Regions from separate parts of the Homo sapiens genome. Here region 2 is linked to region 1. The links are chromatin contacts, found by Hi-C or POLR2A ChIA-PET in ENCODE. All regions are on one chromosome and are shown on one strand. Each heading gives the region's core, a stretch centred on a gene start or an enhancer-like site at or near the end of the contact. The rest is flanking DNA. Distances are from core to core; before and after follow the strand shown.

Evidence for each region. Hi-C counts contacts between places; a loop is a spot of excess contacts on that map. ChIA-PET counts read pairs that join two places held with the same protein, here RNA polymerase II (POLR2A). Pooled maps may share reads with other maps.
Region 2: a loop to region 1 is called in a map of posterior vena cava, with 3 times the contacts of the local background. The contact joins the promoter of P3H2-AS1 here to the enhancer-like site in region 1. A Hi-C loop is called at or near these places in 14 of 168 maps with a recorded cell type or tissue (ascending aorta, cardiac septum, esophagus squamous epithelium and 7 more), 1 of 37 single-sample maps with no recorded cell type and 14 of 50 pooled maps. POLR2A ChIA-PET finds 5 or more read pairs at or near these places in 7 of 52 experiments (A673, AG04449, Caco-2 and 4 more).

Annotation. Positions count from the first base shown.
Region 1 is chr3:189,978,367-189,983,445 of GRCh38, reverse strand. P3H2 (prolyl 3-hydroxylase 2) reads left to right here. Exons shown (of 15, transcript NM_018192.4): 8 at 306-400. Among named protein-coding and RNA genes, the nearest start is that of P3H2, 140 kb to the left of the region's middle. Within about 2 kb of position 1,630, at least 5 of the 41 ENCODE cell types and tissues checked have a DNase peak (open chromatin) inside an H3K27ac peak, as active enhancers do; they include PC-9, where a contact is called at or near this core.
Region 2 is chr3:190,117,923-190,123,763 of GRCh38, reverse strand. It overlaps P3H2-AS1 (P3H2 antisense RNA 1), which reads right to left and starts at 2,800. Exons shown (of 4, transcript NR_126419.1): 1 at 2,675-2,800. P3H2 (prolyl 3-hydroxylase 2) reads left to right here and starts at 2,867. Exons shown (of 15, transcript NM_018192.4): 1 at 2,867-3,512. The coding sequence starts at 3,033. RefSeq lists an enhancer at 2,481-2,660 and silencers at 2,630-2,924, 2,871-3,100, 3,311-3,390.

The DNA of each region.
Region 1 (5,079 bases), core at 381-2,880:
TGCTCATGATAATTTTTTTCCTACTTGAGATTAGAGTCTAATCTGAAGAGAGTTATGTTATGCATACAATTAATTGTAATAAAGGTTGCTAAGAAGATTTAGAGGAGTGAAATAAGGCAAACTCACCGAGGAAATAGAGAACTTACTAGAGGCAGTGACATTTAATTTGACTTTAAAAGACAGGTGAACTTGTTTACAATAAAATACACAATATAGAGTCACAGACTACCTTGGTAAAGTATTCTTTGCCTTTGAACATCGTTATTCAATGACAAATTGCCATTTTAAATTTTTTGAATGGGCAGGGTCCCTTCAGGAGTGAACGTAGAGGGAGCAGAAGTTCATGGATTCTCAATGGGAAAAAAGCTATCACCCAAGATAGATCGAGACCTAAGAGAAGGTAAGTAGCTGTGCACTTTTACCCTATAAAGGAGGGGAAGGGGAAGATGGGGCTTGACCAGTTCTTTTCCAGATCAAGGAAGAACCCACTTTCTCTAGAAAATAAAGAATAAGACTAAGCTACTACACTCCCTAATAGTCTGAAAGCAAGACTTAAAAAAAAAAGTCTTAGATTTGTGTATTATTACCATGGGTTTCAAAAAAAAAGAAAAAAAGAAAAAGCCTCCAAATTCACTCCCTCATCTGTTTCCCAAGGAAACTTGCATGGTCATCACCATTCTCAGAATACCGGAGGCTTAGCAATTTCCTATGGTTTACTTCTGTTACACAGTCAGTAAGAGCTAGGTAGTGTGGGACAGACTGTATATCAGAGGAACTTGGAGAGGAGACCAGCCACATGGGATATTAGATTAGTTAACCTTAGATGCTTGAAGCACATAGATCTGAGCAGGGCCTTTAGAGAAAGCAGAATGTAGTAGGATGCATGGATGTAGAGGGAACCATTCTAGTGGTTAAAAGAAACGGAGCAAAGGCACAGAGACGAAGCGAGCGGAACATTATGTGCCTACTTATGTAAGATGAAAATTAGTAGAGACAACAGGTGGAGTGTTGCCAAAAACAGTTTTTAAGTAGAGCCAAGCATTGTTATATTAATAAAAACTATTAGCAATAGTAATACTAACAGCAGTGGTTAATTCTTAACAATTATTATTTCTATATGTTTTATGATTTCCCAGCAAATTTGCACACAATTTATTTGCATACTATTTTAATACTAACAGCATCTCATGTGGGAAGATTTAATGACTTCTCTGAAGTCTCAGAAGCTCAGAACAGGTTGAACAGGCATTTGAACCCAGACATTTGACCCGAAATCCCATTTTCTCTTCTTCACCTGCTGCATGAAACATAGAATTGTGTAGATATCAAAAATATATCACCTATTGATGAAAGAATTGCAAGACAAGAGGCTTTCAAAGTGCTGCATTGGGAAGCTGTACAGTACTTCTTTCCCCAGGAGATCTTGTCAGCACATTCCTCTGATTTGAAAACTTTTGGCTCTCTACAGCTCTCACATTTCCCATCCCTTTCCTTCCTTAGCTTCCAAGTCAGTTTTGAACCAGTAAACAGGATAATATGCTCATCTAATCTGACCTGGACCTCAGTTTGCAGCCACAAAGCCCAAGCTGTTTTACAAATGCCAGAGAGCTTCATGGTCAGCCAGAGTTCATGTTGCCTTTTAGGCTGAGAAATCACCCAGGAAGTTCATGCCAATAAGCCAACACATTGCTGTAAATGTTTGGGAAACTCCAGGACAGTTGCCAAATTTCAAAGCATTTTTTTCCCCTGGCTACCAGGGAATCTGGTGTCCAGCAACTGACTAGAAGGTTAATAGAAGAGCAGAACAGAAGACTACGTGTGATAGAGAAGGATCATGATTAATTGGGCTACACAAATCTACCATTTCCACAGAATTGTCTAGGACGAAGTGGCTAATGGGTTGTAGGATGGAATGTTTTCTGGGAACCTACTGGTCTGAAGGAAAAAAAAAATTTTTTTTTACCTACCGTACTCTCATATTCATTCAATACAGAATACTTCTGTGGCCAGATGTGTGTGAGGTTTTACCCACATGCACCAGTAATTCTCCAGTGGATAGCAACTGAGGGTGAACTAATCCAATTCAGTTCTGACACTGTCTGTCTGGAAATAGTGTCAGATCCCACAGGTTAAGGGCTTAGCCCACAACTGGCATTTCAGATGCCAATTGCAAGTATAAGTTGTTACCTATACTTCTGACCAACCCCTCATTGACCAGCTACAAACCAGTGTTCCCATGATCCTGACTTTGGGTTAGGTTAATTTGCTAGAGCATCCCACAGAACTCAGGAAACTCTTGTGTTTACTGGTTTATTATAAAGGATACAGATGAACAGCTAGATGAAGAGGTACATAGGGCAAGGTATGGGGGGATGGCAGGAGGAGCTTCCATGCCCTCCATGGGCAAACCACCCTCCCAGCATCTCCACGTGCTCAGCAACCTAGAAGCTCATCACATCTTGTTGTTCAAGAGTTTTTATAGAGCTTAATTTGCAGGCCCCAAACTCCTTTCCCAGAGGTCTGTGGGTGGGGCTAAAAGTTTCACTTTCCTAATCACTTGGTCTTTCTGGTGACCAGCCCCATTCTGAATCTTTTTAGGGGCCCTACCCTAATTCATCTCATCAGCATAAACTTAAGTGTGATCAAAAGGATCTCATTATAAGTAAAAAAGGACACTCTTATCCCTTGGGAAATTCCAAGGGATTTGGGAGCTCTGTGCTAGAAACAAGGGATAAAAACCAGTATATTTCTTATTATATCATAACTAAAAAGCCTGTTGTCCAGTCGTCAGATACCTAATTAGGATCTAAATTAAGAACAGTTGTAGATAGATACAAAGTTTCCAACCAGAAAACACTTTCATATCTCTTTTTCTTTTTTTTTGAGATGGAGTCTCGCTCTGTCCCCCAGGCTGGAGTGCAGTGGCGTGATCTCAGCTCACTGCAACGTCCGCCTCCTGGGTTCAAGCGATTCTTCTGCCTCAGCCTCCTGAGTAGCTAGGACTACAGGCACATGCCACCATACCCGGCTAATTTTTGCATTTTTAGTAGAGACGAGATTTCACCATATTGGCCAGGCTGGCCTCGAACTCCTGACCTTGTGATCCTCCCGCCACGGCCTCCCAAAGTGCTGAGATTACAGGCATGAGCCACCACGCCCAGCAACATTTTCATATCTTAATCTGACTAAAAGGGGATGTCAGGGAGGCATGTGTCGCAGAATAGAGTATACTTCAGCTTTTCTCATCTTCCCCAAAGAGACTGTCATCTACTCTGGATGCCTATCAGTGTTTAGTATTTTGTATTATTCCTACTGGACAGCTCCTAAGCATTAAGATGGGGTGACCCAGGGCTACTTACATCCCACAGTGGCTTCAGTCCATGAAACATGCGTGATATGGAAACTCACTAAAAAACATTGCTGTCACTTGTCCATTCTCCTTTCACTCACCAGATTTTTTTTTTATTTTTATTTTTTGAGACAAGAGTCTCACTCTGTCACCCAGGCGGGAGTACAGTGGTGCGATCTCAGCTCACTGCAATCTCTGCCTCCTGGATTCCAGTGATTCTCCTGTCTCAGCCTCCCGAGTAGCTGGGACTACAGGTGCATGCCACCATGCCAGGCTAATTTCTTCATTTTTTTTTTTAGTAGAGACGGGGTTTCACCATCTCGGTCAGGCTGGTCTTGAACTCCCGACCTCAGTTGATCCACCCGCCTTGGGCTCTCAAAGTGCTGGGATTACAGGCCTGAGCCACTGTGCTCAGCCCACCCACCAGATTTTTAAAGGTTGTGCTGGATATGATTCCAGAGTCAGTAGGGGGATAGTAGAAACAATGTTGGGGAATAAACTTGGAATCAGGAGGCTTAGTCTCTGGGATTATCTTATTCTGATATGCTCCACAGTGATGAAGATCTAGTGACTCAATTTTTCTGGGCCCTATGATTTTTATCTATAAAAGAAGGATAGTAACTGTTTTAAGATGGTAAACATAAAAAGTTCTTCTTTTTTTTTATTTTAGAGCCAGAGCCTCACTCTGTTGCCCAAGCTGGAGTACAGTGGCACGATCTTGGCTCACTGCAACCTCTGCCTCCTGGGTTCAAGTGATTCTCCTGCCTCAGCCTCCCAAGTAGCTAGGATTACAGGCATGCATCACCATGCCCAGCGAATTTTTTTTTTGTGTTTTAGTAGAGATGGGGTTTCACTGTGTTGCCCAGGCTGGTCTTGAACTCCTGAGCTCAGGCAGTCTGCTCGCCTCAGCCTCCCAAAGTGCTAGGATTACAGGTGTGAGCCACCGTGCCTTGCCCTTTTTTTGTTTTTTTAACTGTAAAAGGCTGTACTCATATAGGGATTGTTAGCCTGCCTACACCATCATGCTTTGTATGACACTATCGAATTTCTGATAAAGTGATTCTTCTTGCCATGAGCCAGACAGTGAGTACAAGGGAGTACTTTCTTAGATGATCCCTTCTTGTTGCAACCAGAGAGTCAGAGCCAGGCACATACTTTATAAACGAGGGAAGAATTAACTTGTTTGACTAAATCTTCTTGGGCTGTGGTTAAGAATTGGCTGAAGCCATCAAATCAGGCCCCAGAAACCACAATTTATTGGACTACATTTTTATTTTTATTTTAATGTTTTCCTCTGTCTGGTGTGCTACTAGTCATTAAGCTACCAGCTTAAGACTGGTAGTCATATGGAGGCTGGTTGACTTGCCTGTTGAATGATAGGGTTTCATTTGTCTTTTTTTTTTTCCTTTGGTTAGTTGATGGGTGATGGGTCGTTTTTGTTAAATGTACGTGTGGAAAATATCTGTGTAAAATTCTACACTTAGTAATATTAATGATTATGTTAGCTACATGAAAGGCATATTTCTAATGCAGATTCTCCCGGAACCCAAGATTCAGATATTGAAGACTCCATGTTACATTCTTCCTTCACTTGATCTTTGCATGTTACTTGTGGAATGCTAGGAGAATTGTCAATATCCCAGTAGCCTTCTCTTAAGGCTCTATGCTTATTAAGGTGTCTCAATCAGAACTTAACACAGTATTCCAGGTGTAGCTTATTAATTCAACAA
Region 2 (5,841 bases), core at 1,551-4,050, 140 kb before region 1:
CGTAAGGTAGTAATACAAGGCATATTACTTACTTACTACTTGTAGTAAGATATAAGAAATAAGGTAGTAGGACATACAAGAGGCTTGAAAGAACCTGGCCAATTTGGCAATCAGTAGGATGTGGTTGCATTCTATAGGCTATTGACTGTGTGCTAATGCCAATTATTTCCCTAAGTCTTTTTAGATCCTTCTAGCCAGAAGCTATCTTTGTAACCTCTGTGTTCCCAGAGCTCTTTTTTCTTTCTTCTTCTTTTTTTTTTTTCTTTTTGTTTTTTGAGACTGAGTCTCACTCTGTGGCTCAGGCTGGAGTACAATGGCGCGATCTTGGCTGACTGCAACCTCTGCATCCCGGGTTCAAGTGATTCTCCTGCCTCAGCCTCCTGAGTAGCTGGGATTAAATGTGCCTGCCACCACGCCCAGTTGATTTTTGTATTTTCAGTAGAGACGGAATTTCACCATGTTGGCCAAGCTGGTCTCCAACTCCTGAGCTCAGGTGATCCACCTGCCTCGGCCTCCCAAAGTGCTGGGATCACAAGTGTGAGCCACTGCGCCCGGCCAACACTTTCAATCTAATCTAACACGTACCACATTCTACCTTGTATTATAGCTGTATACATTATATATATCAAATTTGTTTCCTATACAGTACTGTGAGCTTCCCAAAGGTAAGAATCCTGACTTATCTTCTCTTTCACCTAGAATATTTACTTTAAGAGTAGGCATCAAAAATTGTTAATTTAATTGAAATATATTAAATGATGTAGAAATGTCACCAAATGTACAAATAGAATGTAGCAAGGTATCCTGGCACTTTGCCCTCAGTCCCACAGCAGGAGTTCCTATCCTGATGTGCTTCAAAACCTTCCACAAGTGGACTGATAACCCTGGACTAGACTCCAAAATCTTTATCTGAAAACAGACAATCTCTAGAGAAAAAGTCTGGGCAGATGACTGATGTGCTAATTCTGGAACACTGACCATCCAAGGCATTCAATATACATTCAGCTCCAAACTGGAGCTTTTTCATCAGTGATATGAGCCGAATTAGTAACGTTTGGTGGGAAAAAAAAAGAGCATGATTCATCAGTGTCTCTTGGAATTACACAGCCAGGGCTGTTCATGGCCTGAGTGGTCAAACCTAACAAAATGAATGAAGGAATCAGCATGAATCTCTGGCAAGCCCCTCAGCGTAGTGGTGATTCCACATAAAAGCCTTCTTCGGAAAAATCATAGCAACTAGATACATGCGTGAGTCTTTTTCCCATTGCCTGTCCCTCTGCTCACCATTGCAGGGGCTGAAAGACTGATGAGATTCTCACAGGCACTAGAAGACCACAGAAATGCCTCCAGGAGGCAGGCTGGGATCCAGGGTCCAACCAATATTCTTGTGAGAGTGTGAAGCCAAGGAACACGAAAGAGGGGAACACCTTGGCTAAGAATGTATTCGTGACAGAGGAGAAGGGGAGGAACAGGAAGCCTCCAGCTAGTCGTTTGGAATCTGGCAACCATTTCTGTCAGCTTTCTCATTCCTAGATTGATGCAGATTGCTTAATTCCTTGAGGTAAGGGATATACTAAATTGCCTCTTTGTTCAACTCTTAGAATAAGAATTTCCCTCTCCTCTCCCGTCCCCTCCCCTCCCCTCCTCTCCTCTCTTTTCTTTTTCTTTGTTTTTTTTGTTTTTGAGACGGAGTCTCACTCTGTCACCCAGGCTGCATGATCTCAGCTCACTGCAACCTTCACCTCCCAGGTTCAAGCAATTATCCTGCCTCAGCCTCCTGAGTAGCTGGGTCTGCAGGCACGTGCCACCACGCCCAGCTAATTTTTGTATTTTTAGTAGAGACGGGGTTTTGCCATGGTGGCCAGGCTGGTCTCGAACTCCTGACCTCAGGTGATCCACCCGCCTTGGCCTCCCAAAGTGCTGGGATTACAGGGGTGAGCCACTGCACCTGGCCCACAGCAAGAATTTTTTTCTGAATAGCATTTTACGTGTTAGGCGTCTGGCTGTTTAGGAGATGAGGAAACTGAGGCCCTCAGTTGCCAAGGTCACACAGCTGGTAAACGGACGGAGCCAGAATGCGAGTACAGCTCCTCCTGCCTCCAAAGGTTCTCTGGGCCCTGTAAAACCACGGGCTGCACAGGAAAGGCAGGCTATATATTGTTCTTCCCCTGGCCCAGCGCCCTGATCCAATGCCCGGACACACATCCACACCAAGTTGGACGAAAAGGTAAGGGAGAAACCTTCCCCAAGAGAAGAAGCGGTAAGCTTTGGTTCTAAAGGCCCTGGGTTGGGTCCGTCCTTTGCCACTTCTCAGCTCTATGCATTTAGGCAAATCACTTATCTTCTTAAACCTCCGCATCTGGGCCTACAGGGCCTCTATGGGTTTTTTTTCTATTTATTTATTTATTTATTCTTTTTTTTTTTAACTTTACGTTCCGGGATACACGTGCAGAATGCGCAGATTTGTTGCGTAGGTACACATGGCATCTACGGTTTGATTCAGTCTGAAATGGCGCTCCAGGCTTCATTTAGAAGGTGAAGCACTCTGCAAACTGCGAGGCCATACAGAGATTCCAGAATATGATTAAGGCCCTAACCTTGCTAAGCTGGATTTTCTTTATTTCCCAAAAAGAAGACTAATACTATCCACTTGTACAACCAGAAGGGAGCTCACGTGTAAAGCGCCTCGTCCCCGGCCGGCCTCAAGCGGCGCTAGCTCTCTGGCTGGCGCTGGAGTGTGCCGCCCCTGGCAGCCCCGCCGCTGCAGCGGGGAGCCTGGGAGAGCGGCTCTCGGAGTCTCAGGCAGCAGGAGGAGCGTGTGAGCTGTGGGCGTCCCTTTAAGAGCGGCTGGCCAGGCACGGCCTCCGCCTCTCAGTACGCGGAGCGCCGGCGGTCACCTGGGGCTCGCGGAGCGGCCAGATCGCGGCGGAGTCGGCGCGCTTCCCCGAGGGAAGGTGGGAGAGGGGACCCGGACGCGAGGTGCCCCGAAGCCCTCTCGAGCGTAACCGTCCCGCGCCTCTCTGAGGCGGAGGATGCGGGAGCGCATCTGGGCGCCGCCGCTGCTGCTGCTGCTGCCGCTGCTACTGCCGCCGCCACTGTGGGGCGGCCCCCCGGACAGCCCACGCCGGGAGCTGGAGCTGGAGCCCGGGCCTCTGCAGCCCTTCGACCTGCTCTACGCCAGCGGCGCGGCCGCCTACTACAGCGGAGACTACGAGCGAGCGGTGCGCGACTTGGAAGCGGCGCTGCGCAGCCACCGGCGCCTGCGGGAAATCCGCACGCGCTGTGCCCGCCACTGCGCGGCGCGCCACCCGCTCCCGCCCCCGCCCCCCGGCGAGGGCCCCGGCGCTGAGCTGCCCCTTTTCCGCTCCTTGTTGGGGCGGGCGCGCTGTTATCGCAGCTGTGAGACCCAGCGCCTCGGGGGCCCCGCATCCCGCCACCGCGTCAGCGAGGATGTGCGCAGCGACTTCCAGCGCAGAGTGCCCTACAACTACCTGCAGCGGGCCTACATCAAGGTACCCACAGAGCGCTCCTCCACTGCAAAGCCCCTGCGGCTCTCACACGCTCTCTTGAGCCCTCCCTGCTGCCCCCGTCATCTCTGTTCAGTCTTTCGAATTGGGTCTCCTTAAATATGTGTCTCAGTTTGTGAATCCAGATATCTGGTGGCCCTATCTCTGTATGCAACAATTGATTAACTTGGACAAGTCTTTTTCTCTCTTTCTCAGAGCCAGCTTCTCTCTCAAAAAGAGGACTGTCCTGATAAGGTGATGTTTAAAGTACCCATTCAGCACTAATTCATGAGGCATTGACAAAGCTGAATCTAGTACAATTTATCTTCTCCCTTCTCACTTCCCATTTCTCTTCTCCCTTCTCACTTCCCATTTCTCTTCTCCCTTCTCACTTCCCATTTCTTTTGTCTCCTCTCTCTTATCCTTCCTATACTGTAGTCTGCACCTTTTCTCTGAAGTTTAAAAGAATCTTCAAAATAGTGAAGTTGAAAGACCTGTTCCAAAACAAATTTCTCTCTCTTCTCCCCTTCACCTACAAAAAAGTAAAGATCAAAGGTTAAAGAGAAGGTATGCTTGGAGGAGGCGAAGCTGTTTGAGGCAGTCTCAGTCAAAGTATCCACCCTAAGTGTTGACTTTTTCTCCTTTGATAGAGGGCTTACGTTTTCTGGTGGTATGCATTGGACTGGGTTACTAGGCATCAGTCCTCTCTTTCTAGTTTTATTTTTGTATGCCTAACTTGCCTAAAGTTAGCGTCAGGAGGTATAGTATGCATATTGACATATTGTTCACATCCATAACTTTGAAGATCTCTCTGGATGCTTCAGCAGAGGGAATTTGAATGAGTTCTTCAACCTCCACTGCCACTCACCCAATTTTCCTTCAAATTGACACTCTTAACCCTTCTTTCTCGTTTTCTGTGTTAATATATCAATGTATCTTCTACAGCTACCGGAAAAGTGGAAGCTTTGGGGTTGGTTGTTCATGCTAGCCAATGGACCAGGCTGCTCTGCTCTGCTCTGCTCTGCTGTGCTCTGCTTTGCTTTCTTTTCTCCTCTCCTCTCCCCTCCTCTCCTCTCCTCTCCTCTCCCCTCCCCTCCCCTCCCCTCCCCTCCCCTCCCCTCTCCTCTCCTCTCTTCCTTTTCTTTTCTTTTTTTGACGGAGTTTTGCTCTTGTCACCCAGGCTGGAGTGCAGTGGTGCAATCTGGGCTCACTGCAACCTCCGCCTCCCGGGCTCAAACGATTCTCCTGCCTCAGCCTCCTGAGTAGCTGGGATTACAGGTGTGCACCACCATGCCGGGCTAATTTTTGTGTGTGTTTGTGTATTTTTAGTAGCGAAGGGGTTTCACCATGTTGGCCAGGCTGGTCTCGAACTCCTGACCTCAGGTGACCCGTCCGTCTCCGCCTCCAAAAGTGCTGGGATTATAGGCGTGAGCACGGCTGGACCAGGCTGTGTTTCTAAGGAGATGAAAGTACATACCATGTTCAAATATCCAAATGCCTTTTGCAGCTCATCCCACAAGATCTCTGCCCTCATCTGTGGTAGGGTTCTCTCAGATTGGCAACTGTTGGTGGAGTGCACGAAATTTCAACTAAGTATAAATCTTAACTTCCTTGTGTTGTGGCTAAGGTGTTGGAGTTCACTGGACTAGTATCTTGGGCAAGAAATGAGGAGAAAGTCTGAATCCTTTCCAGGACTTGTCTTCTGCTTGCTTGTGCCTCCTGATTGCTAAGGCATGTATGAAGTATAACTCTAATTTCTTCTAAGTGATTTACACAATTTCTGGTGGTCTTACAGAAATCAGTCAACACCAGGCAGAGAGGGGACCTTGAGTGTCTGACGGTGAAGTTATCATAAGCTAGTTCCCAGAGCAGAACATGGGTGGTCCCTGTAGCTTGGTCCTCCCAGGAGTCTCGGATGTAAGGTTAGCAGTCCTGCTGTTAATTCTGTCACAAATTTTGGACATATTTTCCTTTCTCATATCTGGAGAAAGAATACATAGTCAAGGTCAGTCCTATAAAAACAAATAACCATGAGGTAACTCTCAATATGTGGGTTTCCCTGGTTCTGGAATTCTGCTTGCTTCACTGTTAATGTCAGCATTTGTCAGTCATTTCCCCTCCGGTTCCCTGGTTGGAGGTCAAAGAAGGTGAAGCCATAGGTTTAACATACCTCAAATTTTTGTGGTGAATTGATTACAGGAACAAGTCACACTCTGTAAGTGAATTACTGGGTGTTGTCTGATGAATTAATGAAGTTTAAGAAGTTCTTTCAAAGATCCGTGGCTTCGTGTGTTCATTTCAGTTCTACCAGCAATATTTCTGAGAGCAGAACAAG